2 separate regions of the Homo sapiens genome follow, and region 1 is linked to region 2. The links are chromatin loops, found by intact Hi-C in ENCODE. Cell type or tissue: HepG2. All regions are shown on one strand. Links, peaks and the distances in the headings refer to the core of each region. The heading gives the core; the rest is flanking DNA.

Region 1 (8,021 bases), core at 1,093-6,092, 79 kb after region 2:
AAAATAAAAAATTAGCTGGGCTTGTTGGCATGTACCTGTAACTCCAGCTACTCAAAAGACTGAGGCAGGAGAATCACTTGAAACTGAAAGAGGTTGCAGTGAGATGAGAAGATGAGATCACGCCACTGCAATCCAGCCTGGTGACAGAGCAAGACTCTATCTCAAAACAAAACAAAAGGATAGAATTAGGCTGGGCACGGTGGCTCACACTTGTAATCCCAGCACTTTGGGTGGCCAAAGTGGGTGGATCATGATGTCAGGAGTTCAAGACCAGCTTGAGCAGCATGGTGAAACCCTGTATCTACTAAAAACACACACACAAGCAATAAATCTGGAAAACATTTTCCAGTTAAAAACACACACACACACACACACACACACACACACAAAATTAGCTGGGCAAGGTGGTGTGTACCTGTAGTCCTAGCTACTTGGGAGACAGGCAGGAGAATTACTTGAACCCAGGAGGCAGAAGTTGCCTTGAGCCAAGATTGTGCCATTACACACCAGCCTGTGTGACAGAGTAGACTCCATCCCCCCCCCAAAAAAGAAAAAGAATGGGTAGCCTGGAATAATTAGAAAGATATGCAAAGGAAGTAATTCAAAGAAATGTGACTTCTAGAATGCTACAGAGAGTATTTAAATACACTATTAGAAATTACAAAACATGGGCAACATGTGGCTTGAACTTTACATAAAACATGTTTTTCATAATTAGATTCTGATTCTGATTTACATTTTTTGGCCAGTAATTTCACCGAAGTCATGTTGCATCATCCTATATGTATCAGCACATAATACCAATCTGTCCCATTAATTTTATTCACTTGGTTAATGTGTTTTCTGAAAGACTTCTTCCCCCTTCCCCGAGATGGAGTCTTGCTCTGTCATCCAGAGCTGGAGTGCAATGGCACGGTCTCAGCTCACTGCAACCTCTGCCTCCTGGGTTCAAGTGGTTCTCCTGCCTCAGCCTCCTGAGTAGCTGGGATTACAGGCATGAGACACCACGCTCAGCTAATTATTGTATTTTTAGTAAAGATGGGGTTCACCATGTTGGCCAGGCTGGTCTTGAACTTTTGACATCATGATCCCTCTGCCTTGGCCTCCCAATGTGCAGGCATTACAGGTGTGAGCCACCACTCCCAGCCAGGATTTCTTCACTCTAAAGTTACTTTATAAAAACTGTATTATTCACAATTACTTTGGAGAGACTTTCTGATTAATGTGAATAAACACATTTAATCTGAAATCTCCCCTGTTACACCAAGTATCAGGTTCCAGTCCAAGCTGAGGTCTGACGGGAGTCGGTGGGTGAGTGGTGGGTTGCTGGAAAAACAATCGAGGATTGGTGGGGAGTTTTGGCATGGCTTTATTCTCTCTATGGTCACAAGCCTGGTCATGAGCCCTGTGTACAGGGTCAGCAGCTTTACTCTCTCTCCCTCTCCTGTCCACCTTTCTGTGTACTCCTAACACATAATAGTGGCTGAGAGCCAAGTATGATCTTACACAACCAGGTTACATAATGAGTAGAATTGTGCATGTGTGCTCCAAACTCACTGAGTCATGCTGAACCAGATGTTTACCTCGGCCTATTCTTGACCACAGCACATCCATTTTTCTTACATTCCTTTTCTTAATAGTTTATCTTTGTTTATACGTTGCTTTGGAAAATGAAGTGTGTCATCTTTTTTTTACTGGTCATATACAGTGGGATAAAACCCAGGTTCAGTCACTTACTATATGTTTTAAAAAGTATTTTCCTTAAGCTAGAATCATTGACATCATTGGTCAGTTTGTTAGCAATGCAGTAACTCAGGTCTCATCCCAGATCTGTTGAGTTAGAATACATATTTTAACAAAATCTCCAGTTTATTGATGTATGCATTAAAATTTGAGAGGTAATTTCTAATGTCCTGTGACTTCTCCATATGGGAACTATACACAGTTTACTCTGTATAATGTAAATATAGCACTCAAAACTGTATATGCTTGTGTTTGTGCCATACATTTTATGCTGTATCATCAGAAAAGTATAGTACCTACACTGGTTTTGTGGATCTTATTCTCTTTCCTCAGAATGATGGAATACATTAGAGAAGCTTTCTCTATTAAATAATATTTTACTGGATAATTTCAGTCTCATGTAAAACAGAGCCAGTTCTCTTAACTCTCAAACACCTAGAGTAAAATTAACCATTCTGCCTATGGCCACTTTCTAAATATGTGTGGGTGTTTGGGGTTTTTTAGAAGATGTTAATATTCAAGGCTGTGGCCATAGAATTCTCTCAGGAGTAGTGGGTGTGTCTGAATCCTGCTCAGTGAAATTTATATAGAGATGCGGTGTTAGAGAACTACAGAAACCTGCTTTCTTTAGGTGAGAGTAATTTTTCCCCAGATTTCCTAATATACCTTAAAGCTTCTATTTTATCCCTTTGTAGAATGATTTTGGGAATTTTTGCTATGCATAAATTATTTTTAGATCAATAAAATTAAGGAAAACTTGAAGTTATTGGAATAGAAAAGAAAATTTTCAAGATGTTATATCTTAACAGGAAACTTCCCCTTTCTTGAGCTAAACTGTATCTTTCACTCTAGATTAATGATAATTCTAGAAATTCAGTGGCATAAAGTATTTTCCCCAAGTATTAAAATCCAATATTCATCACCAATTTTAAATTCAATAGTATTGAACAGTAGAGCTAAGGATCCAGAAAACTAAAATACATATTAAATATTTTAACCTAAATATTCTAAAGGTTCTGTCAGAAAACAGTATTTTGGAATTAAAATTCTAGAATCCTTCATAATATTCTCTCCTCTCTACTGAACAGAGTACTAGGTTGGTAACTGGAGAATCCCAGCAAGTCATATTACTTTTTTTTCTAACAAAACAGGCCTTGATGTCTCTAACATTGATCTGATCTCCTGCTTTAAGCAAATAAAAGAGCCCTGGAATGTGAAGAGATATGAGACAGTAGTCAAATACTCAGATAGCTAAGCATGAATGAGGCAGATAACAAAGACAAGAGGTACAAAGGTCAAAGAATTCCAGACCTTAAAATGTGGTATGTGTTGCTCTGCTTCAATGGAAATATTTCCTAGAAAGTCATTTTTTTTTCTAGCTCTCAAATAGGAGCATCTTTTGTTCCATACCCTTAAATTCTCTAAGGGCTCCACTTCCTACTTAGTGATTTTCCTTTGAGGGTCTTGTGAGAGCTAAGGTCCTCTTTATGGCTTATGAGGTATCACATGTTATTCCTGTTGTTCCATTGCTTTGGGGGGATATAAGAACGCCTCTTGATTATTTTTGAGCAGCTGCATATAAGATTATTTCTTAAGTTTTCTTTTCCCATCATGTCTGAAATGTGTGAGAGCAGTGGTGATATTAAGATTTGTTTCAGAAATCTTAGGAACATTAATGACAGATGTTACTTGTTATTTTTCTATTTTTTCATTTTGATATTAGCAATCCTAACAGATTTGAAATGGTAGTTCCTCATTGTTTTCATTTGCAATTGCCTGTTGGTAGGTGATATTGAACACGTTTTTATATATCTATTGGTTATTTGTATATGTTGGCAAAATATTTTTTCAGTCTTTTGACCATTTTTCAGGTGGATTGTAATTGTTTTTATTATACTTGCCTCTACTTTGAATTTCCTATATATTTTTAATATTAAACTTTTCTTGTATATATTGTTTGCTATTGTGAGCATGCTGCAGTAAACATGCAAGTATAGGTAGCATTTTTTTTTTTTTTTTGAGTCGGAGTCTTGTTCTGTCGCCCAGGCTGGAGTGCAGTGGCTCGATCTTGGCTCGCTGCAGGCTCCAACTCCCAGGTTCACACCATTCTCTTGCCTCAGCCTCCCGAGTAGCTGGGACTACAGACGCCCGCCACCATGCCCGGCTAATGTTTTGTATTTTTAGTAGAGATGGGGTTTCACCGTGTTGGCCAGGGTGGTCTCGATCTCCTGAGCTCATGATCCGCCCACGTTGGCCTCCCAAAGTGCTGGGATTACAGGCGTGAACCACCGCACCTGGCCCAGATATCATTTTCATATAATAAATGATTTTTCTTTGGGTAGATACCCAATGATGAGATCTCTGAATCAAATGGTAGCTCTATTTTTAGTTGAGATTGAGTTTTTTTTTTTCATATGCATGTTGGCTATTTGTATTCTTTATTGAAAAATGCTTAGTAATGTTATTTGCCTATTTTCAATGGAATCCTTTTTTTATTATTATGACATTTTTGAGTTGTTTGAATTATTTGTAAATTCTGAATATTAGTTACATGTTGGCACATAGTTCGCAAATATGTTCTTTTATTCTGTAGGTTGCCTATTTACCCTGTTGATTATTTTTCTTGCTGTGCCTAAACATTTTAGTTTGAATCCCATTTATCTATTTTTTATAATAATAACATAATAATAGTTTTTTTTGTTGTGTTCTTGACTAGTTTTGGTGTCAAGGTGATACCTCAGAGTGACTTAGGAAGAATTTCATTATCCTGAATTTTTGGGAAGAGTTTCAGGAGGATTATTATTCTTAGTGCATTTGGTAGAATTTGGCTGTCCATTTATCTACTCCCGAGCTTTTCTTTTTCAAGACTTTTTTTATTACTGCCTCAATCATGCTACTCATTATTGGTTTGTGTTACTGTTGTATCCATTGAAATGTCTGTTCTTTCACTTCTGATTGTTTATTTAGATCTGTCTTCTGCTTTTGGTTAAGCTAGCTAGCAGTTTATCAATTTTGTCTTTTTGAAAAATCAACTATTCTGTTGATCATTTTTATTGTTTTTGGTCTTAAATTCATTTGGTTCTGTTCTGATTTTTGTTTTTTTTTTTCTTGTAACTTGGAATTTGGTTTGTTATTAATTTTCTAGTTCCTTGAAGTGTGATGTCAAGTCCTTAATATGTAAGCTTTCTACTTTTTTGATGCAGGCATTTAGGCTATAAACTGCTCTCTTTGTACTATATTTGCATATCTCACAGGTTTTATTATATTGCATTTCTATTTCCATCTTTTTTCCCACAATTTTTAAATTTTCATTTTAATTTTCTTTTTGAGATGGGTTTTACTCTGTCACCCAGGCTGGAGTGTAGTAGCACAATCTTGGCTCACTGCAACCTCTGCCTTCCAGGCTAAAGCGATCTTTTTATTTCAGCCTCCCGAGTGGCTAAGACTATAGGTGTGCACCACCACATTTAGCTTTTTTAATATGTATTTTTTGTAGAGATGGGGTTTGCCATGTTGCCCAGGCTAGTCTCAAACTCCTGACCTCAGGGGATCCACCTGCCTCAGCCTCCCAAAGTGCTGGGATTGCAGCTGTGAGCCACCACCCCTGGCCGGCCATCTTAATTACTTCATTTACACCGTGACTGTTCAGGAGTATGTTGTTTAAATTCTTTGTAAATTTATAGTTTCTGAAATTTCTCTTGATATTGATTTGTAGTTTTATTCTCCTGTGATCTAAGTAGGTAGTTGATATAATTGTGATTTATGGGGGTACTTTGTTGATTTGCCAATTTCCTATCTCAATGGTCTCTCTGATGCTGTGAGTAGAATGTTGAATTTCTCCACTATCATTGTGTTACTATCTCTTTCTATAGGTTTAATAATATTTCTATTTAAAATCTGGGTGCTTTGATGTTGGGTGCATAGATATTTAGAATTGTTATATCTTTTTGCTGAAAAGATTTCTTTATTATTGGATGATTACCTTCTTTACCCTTTTTGTTGCACTTTTTATTTAAAGTGTTTTATTTGATATACATACAGATACTCCTGTTTGCTTTTGGTTTCTGTTTCTGTTGATATCTTTCCTCCCTTATTTTTAATCTATATGTGTCTTACAAGTAAGGTGAGATTCTTGTAGGCACCATAGAGTTGGACGATTTTTTCTTATTCATATCATAAATCTATACATTTTGATGAAGGATTTAATTAATTTATATTCAAGGTTAATTTTTTCTTTCTTTTTCTTTTTATTTTTTGAGATGGAGTCTCATTCTTGTTGCTCAGGTTGGAGTGCAATGGTGCGATCTCGGCTCACTGCCACCTCTGCCTCCCAAGTTCAAGTGATTCTCCTGCCTCAGCCTATTGAGTAGCGGTGATTACAAGTGCCCACCACCGTGCCCAGCTAATTTTTTGTATTTTTAGTAGCGATGGGTTTTCACAGTGTTGGCCAGGCTGGTCTCAAACTCCTGATCTCAGGTGATCCACCCTCTTTGGCCTCCAAAAGGTATGAGCCACCTCACCCGGCCATGGTTAATATTAATATTAACATGTAGGTTTTGTTACTATCATAATGTTAATTATTTTGTTTTTTTTTTCATCTATCTTTCTGGTTTAATAAAATTCTGTCATGTTGTGATTTGATTTATTTCTTTTTGTCTTTTGTTTTATAAGACCTGTTAGTTTTATACTTTTGTATGTTTTAATGATGGTGAATATCAATCTTTTGTTTTTCTATTAGAAGTACCGGCCTGGCACAATGGCTCATGCCTGAAATCTCAGCACTTTGGGAGACTGAGGTGGGTTGATCACCTGAGGTCAGGAGTTTGAGACTAGCCTGGCCAACATGGTGAAACTCCGTCTCTACTAAAAATTCAAAAATTAGCTGGGTGAGGTGGCGGGTGCCTGTACTTTCAGCTACTTGGGAGGCTGAGGCAGGAGAATCACTTGAACCTGGAAGGCAGAGGTTGCAGTGAGCCGAGATTGTGCCATTGCACTCCAGCCTGGGCAACAAGAGCAAAACTGTCTCAGAAAAAAAAAAAAAAAAAAAAAAAAGAAATCCCTGACATCTTTTATAGACCCAGTCTAGTGGTAATTAGTTTCCCCAGCATTTATTTGTCAGGGTAAGACTATTTCTTCTTCATTTGTGAAGGTTAATTTACCTTGATGTAAAATTTTTGGCTGGCACTTTTATTTCAACACTCTCTAAGTGCCATTCCATTATCTTCTGGCCAGTAAAGTTTCTGTTGAGAAGTGTGCTTTTAGTCTGATGTGGTTTTCTTTATAAATGACTAGATGCTTTTCTTTTGCTGATTTTATAATTAGTTATTTCATTTCGACTTTAGAAATTCTGGTTATCATGTGCCATGATGAAGTCTGTTTTGCAATTTATTTTACTGGTGATTGCTGAGCTTCCTGTATATGTATGTCTAATTCTATTGCTAGACTTGGAAATTTTTCATCATTTATTTTCTTAAATAGGTTTTCTAAACTTTTTCATGTTTTTTTCTTTCTAAGAAACACTGATAATTTTTATGTTTAGTCACTTTATGTAGTCAGAAACATCTCAAAGTTTTCGTTCGTTTTTTAAAATTCTTCTTAGTTTTGTCTGAGTAGATTATTTTAAAAGACCCATTTAAAGGTCTGAAAATTCTGTTTATGCCTTTTCAGTCTACTATTGGATCATTGAATGTATTTTCTTTTTCCTTCAGTAAATCTTTCAGTTCCATAATTTTGTTTTGGTTTCTTTTAAAAGATATTTATCTCCTTGGCACATTTCCCATTCATACTCTAAATTTATTTATTTATTTTTGTATTGGTTTTTAGATTTCTTTTGCATCTCTTTGAGCTTCTTTAAAATCTATATTTTGAAGCCTTCTAAAAGTCTTTTAAAGTCCTTTCAATTATTTTTTTTTTCTTGGAATACTGGAGAATTATTGTGTTCCTTTGAAAGTGTCATAAACCTTGCTTTTCTGTGTTTTCTCTGTCTTTATGTGTCTTTATATTGATTTCTGCACATCTGGAGAAACAGTTGTTTCATTTTTTTAAATTTACATTCACTGGAGGAAGCTTTTTTTTTTGTTTTTTGAAGTTATTACCATGATGTTTATCACATAGAACCATTTGGCTTTAATTTTGGATTTGTGCAGAGGGAAAGACTGGATAAGTTTCTTGAGTATAAACAAATATATACACACACACACACACACACAGAAACATGTTTCTGTGTGTGTGTGTATATATACACACACATATATATATATATATATATCACAAATTTT
Region 2 (8,021 bases), core at 1,665-6,664:
TAAGTTATGTTACTCTGCTCTTATTCTTCAGTCATTTTCACAGGGGGCATTGTGACATATTGCTAGACTGAGAACTTAGGTGATGTGACTCTCCTCTACTGCTTGGAATATTCCCAAAAAGAGAGTTTGATATATTGCTTAGCCAGGATCCTAGGTGATGTTACTCTTTTCTCCTGCCTAAACCCTGCATACATTATGTATTTTGGCACTGGGGCCACAACCTAGGTGATGTAACTCTCCTGCATGGGCTTTGCCTACAGGGGTATGATGATGTTTCTTTTCTTTCATCACCCAAGTGGTGTGACTCTCCACTTATGCCTGGGTCTTGATGAAAGAGGAATTGTGACATATCCCTGGCCCTAGCACTTAGGTGATGTAACTTGCCTTTATTGCCAGGGCATGGCATATTATGAATATTGGACGTATCTCTGGGACTGACACCTAGGGGATGAGAGGTTCCTGCCTTGGCCCTGCCCACAGGAGGCTTTGTGGCATGTCTCTGGCCTCATTACCTAGAAAGATGTGACTCTTCTCTTCTACCTGCATTCTTCCCACAGAGAAGATTGTGACATCACTGGATCCAGCAATTAGAAAATGTTTCTCTCCTGCCTGAGCCTTGCCCACAGGAATATTGTGACATATCCTTGGGCTCAGCACCCAGGTGATGGAACTCTGCCACCTGTGCCCTGTCTACTTAGGCTATTGTGAAGCTGGTTTCAATACCCAGGTGATGTAACATTCCTGCCAGGCCACTGCCTTCCAGGGATATTGTTACGTACCTTTGTGCCAATCACCAAGGTGATGTGAATCTTTTCACCTGCCTAGTCCTTGTTCACTAGGGGATAATGATATCTATTGCTGGTTTCAGCACCAAGCTGATGTTACTTGCCTCTTCTTCACAGATTCTGCTCACAGAAAAACTAACACATCACTAGGCCCATCAGCGAAATTATTTTGCCTGGCCCTGCCCTTAAAAGACATTGTGACATACTACAGTGCCCAGCATCAATGTAATTTGTCTCCTGCCTAAACCCTGCCTACTGGGGGCATTGTGACATATCTCTTGGCCCATCAACTATTTGATGTGACTCTACTTTCTTACCTGGGCTTTGCCAATAGTAGAGCTTGTGACCTATCTCTGGGCCCAGCACCTAGATGTTATGACTCTCCCGCCTGGTCCATGCACACAAAAAAGAGAGTGACTTATACTAGGATCAACACACAAATGATTCTATTCTTCTGCATTATCCCAGCCCACATGGCTTATTGTGACATCTCTAGGTTCATCATCTAGATGATATGACTCTCCTTCCTGGGAACTGTCCATAATGAAGATTGTGACACATCACTTGGCCCAGCACCTATGTGATATGACTCCTTTCTTTTGCCTGGGCCTATCAGTTTGGGTGATTGTGTCATATAGCTTTACTCAGCACCTTGATTATGTGACTCTCCTGTTTCTCCTGAGTCCTACCCACAGAGGTCATTGCAACATATCCCTGAGCCCCTAATTTAGGTAATTTGACTCCTGCCTGGGCCCTACCCTCATTGATTTTTGTGACATAGTTTTTGACTCAGCACCTAGGTAATGTGATTCTTCTCCACTGCTTGGACTCTGTCACAGAAGGTATTGTGATGTATCACTGGGGCTGACACCTAGGTGAAGGTACTGTCTTCTCCTGCCTGGGCCCTGCATAAATTGTATATTTTGACATTTCACTAGGTTCAACACATGGGTGATTCAACTCTCTCACATGGACCGTGAGCATGGGGTTATTGAGACATTTATTTTTGTTCATCACCTAACCGATGTGACTCCTCTCTGATCCCTGTCAAAAGGAAAGATTGTGACATATCACTGGAACCAGAACTTAGGTGATGTGACTCTTCTGTCTAACAACCACATATTTTGGTTATTGTGACATTTCACTGGGCCAAACACCTCAGCCCTGTCCACAGGGGTTCTTGTGACATATATCTGCATCCATTACATAAAAGATGTGATGCCTTTTCTACCTGCACCCTCCCCACAGGAAAGGTTGTAACACACTGCAGGGCCCAGCCACCAGGTGATATGTCTCTCCTGCATGTGCATAACTTTCAGGAGAAAATTGTAACATGCCACTGGTTGAAAACCCAGATGATGTGACTCTCCTGCCTTTTCACAGCCCTCAGGGAAAAAAATTACATATCATTTGCCCAGCATCCAGGTAATGTCACTCTCCTGGGTGGTTTGTGCCAACAAGTTGGTTGGTAACATATATCTCGGCCCAGCTCACAGGTTTGATGGTGACTCTAATACCTCCTACCAGCCAATAGAAGAGACACTGTCTCTCACAGGTAGGCTTAGAAAGAGGAGTAAAATTCCTGGCTGGGTGTGGCGGCTCACGCCTATAATCCCAGCACTTCAAGAGGTAGAGGTGGACGGATCACCTGATGTCGGGAGTTCAAGACCAGCCTGACCAACATGGAAAAACCCTGTCTCTACTAAAAATACAAAAAATTAGCCAGGTATAGTGGCACGTGCCTGTAATCCCAGCTACTCGGGAGGCTGAGGCAGGAGAATCGCTTGAACCCAGGAGGTGGAGGTTGTGGTGAGCTGAGATCACACCGTTGCACTCCAGTCTGGGCAACAAGAGTGAAACTCTGTCTCACAAAAAAAAAAAAAAAGAAAAAGAAAAAGGAGTAAAATCCTGGTGGTCTCTCTGTATGAAGGTTATAGAGAATTACCACTCTCTTGTATATTGTGTAAAGCACTTGGATGGTACAGAGCATGTCTTCTGTACCATAGGACCCAGCAAACAGGTTAGATCATGTTTCATGTAAGCACATCCTGCCAGTTTTTAGGATTGTCATCCTCACACATGAAAGAGCCCACTGACTGATGAGGTCATAATTCTCATGGATGGATGCAGTCCATACTTAAAATTGTGACTATCTTATGTGAACATGTGGCCACACTTGAGATGGTGAATCATTTCTAAACCCAGCTCATAGTGGTGAGGACTCTCCTCTCTGGACCCAGCTAATTGGAGAGATGTTAAATGTCATACCTAGACTTGGGACCACATTAGATCATGTGTTCAGAGCAGGTTGCAACTCTCAGGCACACCATATACAGTCCACAAGAGAGTGTCCTGACAGAGAGAAGCACACAGGTGAGACTGAAATTTATATTCACACCCAGTCAATACCAAAGATTGTCATCCACTTAAACACACTCTTCTTTTGAGGTTCTGAATCTCACTTTTGGAGGCAGCTGAGTGTTGGAAAATTGACTCTCATTTGTGGATTTTTGTCCACAGTTGGGTTAGTGACTCGTTAACCAAAATTCAGCACACCTTTGTGACTGCAACTTCACTAAGGAGCATAATTTATTTATTTTGAGATGGAGTTTTGCTCTTGTTACCGAGGCTGGAGAGCAGTGGCACGATCTTGGCTCACTGCAAACTCTGCTTCCTGGGTTCAAGTGATTCTCCTGCCTCAGCCTCCTGAGTAGCTGGGATTACAGGTGCCCACCACTATGCCAGCTAATTTTTTGTATTTTTAGTAGAACTGGGGTTTCACCATGTTGGTCAGGCTGGTCTTGAACTCCTGACCTCAAGTGATCCACTTACCTCAGCCTCCCAAAGTGCTGGGATTACAGGTGTGAGCCTCCTTGCCTAGACTAAGGCACATAATTTGCAAAAGAAATTGAGGCTCTTATGCACAAATCCAGTCCACCATTGAGACTGACCCCTGTACTTAGACCCAACATGCAGGAAGTGTTGACTGTCATTCCTTGACTCAGGACATGAGTGTAATTGTTAATGTCATCACAAGACCTTTCTACAAGTGTCATGTGACATACATCTTAGCCCAGCATCTGAGTTATTTGTCTTTTCCTGGGACCAGTCCACAGTGCCATATCACCGGGCCCATACCCTTGGTAATGTGATTCTATTCTGCTTTGATAAAGCGCACAGTGGTCATTGTGACATTGCTTGGTGTTGCACCCAGGTGGTGTGAGTCGGCTCTTCTGCCTTGGTGCTGCCCACAGATGTATTGTGACATATTGCTGGGCCTATGTTATGTTTATCTTTTGCTTGTGCCCTAAACACATAGCCTGAGTCCAACGACCAGGTGATGTAACACTTCATCCTGGACCGGTCTACAGAGGGGATTGTAATATATGTCTTCACCAATCACCCTGGAAATGTGACTTACTTTTCCTGCCTGTCCCTAATCACAGGGGGTACTGGAACATATTGTTGGGCCCAGCACGTAGCTGATGTGACAATTTTTTTTTGGGTTCTGCTCACAAAAGAGATTATGACATGTGATTGTGCCTAACACTAAGGTGATGTTACTTTTTTTTTTTTTTTGCTTTGGCTCTGCCCTTAGAAGGCATTGAGACATGGCTGGGCTCAGCACTAAGAAGATGTGAGTCCTCTGCCTGAAGCCTGACCACAGGGAGCATTGTGACACATTTCTTGACCCATTACAATCTCTTCTACGGGCAAAGCTGAGGTAAATGCCCGTTTTACCTATGTGATGTGACATTCCTCTTCTGCCTGGGCCATGCCCACAGAATAGAGTGACGTATTGGTGGGGCAAGCAAAACAGTGGTGTAATTATTCTGCCTGGTCCCTGTACACAGGAGTCACTGTGATACATGTTTGGGCCTCCCACCTAGATGATGTGACTTTTTTCTTCTGGAGTTTGTCCACAGTGGGAATTGTGATATGCCACGTGACATAGCTCCTATGTGATGTGACTCTTTCTCATTCTTGGCCTCTTTCCACTGGGGTTACTGGAACATAAAGCTGAGCCCAGCTCCTAGGCTGTGTCTCTCCTTTCTAAGCCCTACCCACAAAGGACATTGTGACGTATCTCTAGGCTTCTCACCTAGGTAATATTACTTTTTTACCTAGGCCCACCCCTCAGGGGTATTGTGAAATACTGCTGGACCAACATGCTAGATGATAGGAGTCTCTGCTACTGCTTGGGGTGTGATTAAGAGGAAATTGTGATGTGCATTTGGGTGCATCCAGCACCTAAGTGATGTTAACTCTCCTCTTGTGCCTGAGACCTGCATGCAATATGTGTTTTTGTGTTTTTTGTTTGTTTTTGAGATGGAGTTTTGCTCCTTTTGCCCAGGCTGGATTGCAATGGTGCAATCTCAGCTCACCACAACCTTCATCTCCCAGGTTCAAGCAATTCTTCAGCCTCAGCCCCCTGAGTATCTGGGATTACAGGCATGTGCCACCAAGCCCGGTTAATTTTTCTAATTGTAGTAGAGATGGGGTTTCTTCATGTTGGTCAGGCTGGTCTCGAACTCCCAACCTCAGGTGATCCACCGACCTCAGCCTCCTAAAGTGCTGGGATTACCGGTGTGAGCCACCGCACCTGGCTGGCATCATGTATTTCAACATGTCTCTGGGTCCAACAACATTATGATGAGACTTTCCTGTGTGGGCTCTCACACAGAACTATTCTAACACATCTTTTCATTCATTATCTTGGCGATTTGACTTTTCTGTTCCGCTTGAGCACTGCCAAAAGAAAAATTTGTGGCAGATCACTGGACCTAGCACCTAGGTGATGTGGCTCTTCTCACTTGCCTGAGACCTGCATATTTTGGTTATTGTGACATATCACTGAAACAAACACCTAGGGGTTGGAAGGCTTCTGCCTGAGCCCCTCCCACAGAGGGCCTTGGAATATATTTTTTTATCCATCACCTGGGAGATGAAACCCTCTACTTCTACCTGCCTTCTTCCCATAGAGAAGATTGTGATATATTGCTGGGCCCAGGAACCAGGTGTTTTGTCTATCTTTTCTGGGCTTTGCCTACAGTGAGCCTTGTGACACCCAGGTGATCATACTCTTCTTCCTATGCCCTGCTTTCAGGAGAGGATTATAACATCTCTGGTTGAGAACTCTGTGATGTGACTCTCCTTGCTGGTGCATGCTGTCAGGGAAGATTGTGACATAACCCTGGCTCAGCACACAGTTGATGTGACTCTTGTGCTTGTTCTCTACCCACAGGTGGAATTGTGACATATAACTTGGCCAAGCACACAGATGTAATGGTGTGGTGACTCTCATACCTAGAACTGGGACCTGTGCAGGATTGTTAATTCATTACTGGACATTCCTGTGGGTGTGATTGTTACATATGCCTATGTTCAGCACCCGAGTGATTTGATTTTGCTGCCTGGTCTCAGTCCAAATGTAAGATTGTGATTTATCGCTGAATCCAGCACCTCGGTGATTTGACTCTCCCTTTTTTTGTGGGAGGGATCCTGCAAATTTTGGGTATTGTCAATTATTGCTGAATCCTGTACCCATGTTATGACTCTCCCAAATGTGCCTTACCTGTTGTGGCACAATATATCACATTAGACATTGTTAAATATTGTTGGGTTCAACACCTGGGTGATGGATGTAACTTTTTTTCTGGGCCTGCCTACAGGGGACCTTGTGACATAACTCAATGCCCATCATCATGGTAATGTTACTCTCTTCTCCTGCCTGATCTCTGCTCACAGAGAAATTGTGACACATCACTGGCCTAGCATCTAGGTGATGTGACTCTCCTCTTTTTTTCAGGCTCTGCATATTTGGGTATTGTGACATATTGCTGAACTCAACACCTAAGGGATGGGAGTCTCCTACCTAGGCCCTTCCTACAGGGGACATTGTGACATGTCTCTGCATTCCTCATCCAGGAGATGTGACTCTCCTTTTCTGCCTACACCCTGCCTACACAGAAAGTTGTGGCATATTGCTGTGGTCAGCAACCAGATGATATATTTCTCCTGCCTGGGTCTTTATTACAGGAAAGATGATTGACATATTACTGGGCCCAGCATCCAGATGATGTGACTCTCTTCTTCTGTTGGTCCTTGCTTACAGGGAAACTGTAGCATATTGCTACACCCAACACCTAGCTTATGTGATTCTTCTTTTAGGTTTGCCTTCAGGGAACATTGTGACATATTGCTGGGCCCTGCACTGATAATTTGTGACTCTTCTGCCTGTGATTTGCCCACTTGGGGCATTGTGACATATTGCTGGGTTTAACACTCAGGTGATGTAACTTTTATGCCTAGGCCTTGCTTACAGGAGGCATTTTGAAATGTCTTTGTGGCTGGGCATGGTGGCTCATGTCTGTAATCCCAGCGCTTGGGGAGGCCAAGGTGGGCAGATCACAAAGTCAGGAGTTCGAGACCAGCCTGGTCAACATGGTGAAAACCTGTCTCTACTAAAACAAAACAAAACAAAACAAAACAAAACAAAACAAAACAAAACAAAACAAATAAAACCACAAAAATCAGCCAGGTGTGGTGATTGGTGCCTGTAGTTGCAGCTACTCAGGAGGCTGAGGCAGGATAATCGCTTAAGTCCAGGAGGTGGAGGTTGCAGTGAGCTGAGATTGCACCACTGCACTCCATCCTGGGCAACAGAGTGAGACTCCATCTCCAAAAAAAATAAAATAAAATAAAATAAAAATACAAATGTCTTTGCACCAATCCTACAGGTGATGTGACTCTCTTGTGTTACCTGGTCTCTGCCCCCAGGAAGAATTGTGACCTTTCACAGCGTATAGCTAATTTTTTTCTTTTATTTCTTAGTTTTTCTCCTGCAGGAAAGATTGTGAAATATTACTGAACTAAGCACCAAAGGGATATATTTTTTTTCTTGGACCTGCCCATGTAAGACCTTGTGACATATTGCTGGGCCCTACACCTAGATGATGTGAGTTTTCTGCCCGTCAACTATTTTATGTGACTCTCCTCTCTTATCTTCACTTTGTCCATAGGTTAGCTTTTAATATACCTTTGGGCCTGGGTCATGCTAATAGAAGCAAGAGTGACTTATTGTTGGGCCCAGCACACAGGGGATGTGATTCTTCTGCTTGGTTCCTGCCGAAATGGTCATTGTGACATATCTATGGGTCAGTTGGCTAAATGACAGGACTCTTTTTATCTTTCTGGAGCAGTCCACAGTAGGAAATTTGACATATCGCTGGGCCC

What was found. A loop is a pair of places that touch in the nucleus more often than their neighbours do. Peaks named below come from ENCODE experiments on the same cell type or tissue, not always from the same donor. Only the 100,000 strongest peaks of a DNase experiment are listed, where the experiment ranks them.
Region 1: a loop joins it to region 2, with 8 times the contacts of the local background. A loop is called at or near these places in 3 of 110 quality-filtered maps.

Annotation. Positions count from the first base shown.
Region 1 is chr19:24,138,771-24,146,791 of GRCh38, forward strand. It overlaps LINC03085 (long intergenic non-protein coding RNA 3085), which reads left to right and starts at 7,705. Exons shown (of 1, transcript NR_186350.1): 1 at 7,705-8,021. In HepG2, for the core only: no CTCF peak of the experiment used is centred there; DNase peaks (open chromatin) are centred at 1,501 and 2,981.
Region 2 is chr19:24,059,433-24,067,453 of GRCh38, forward strand. It overlaps a transcript of ZNF254 not described here. Among named protein-coding and RNA genes, the nearest start is that of ZNF254, 24 kb to the right of the region's middle. In HepG2, for the core only: no CTCF peak of the experiment used is centred there; a DNase peak (open chromatin) is centred at 4,069.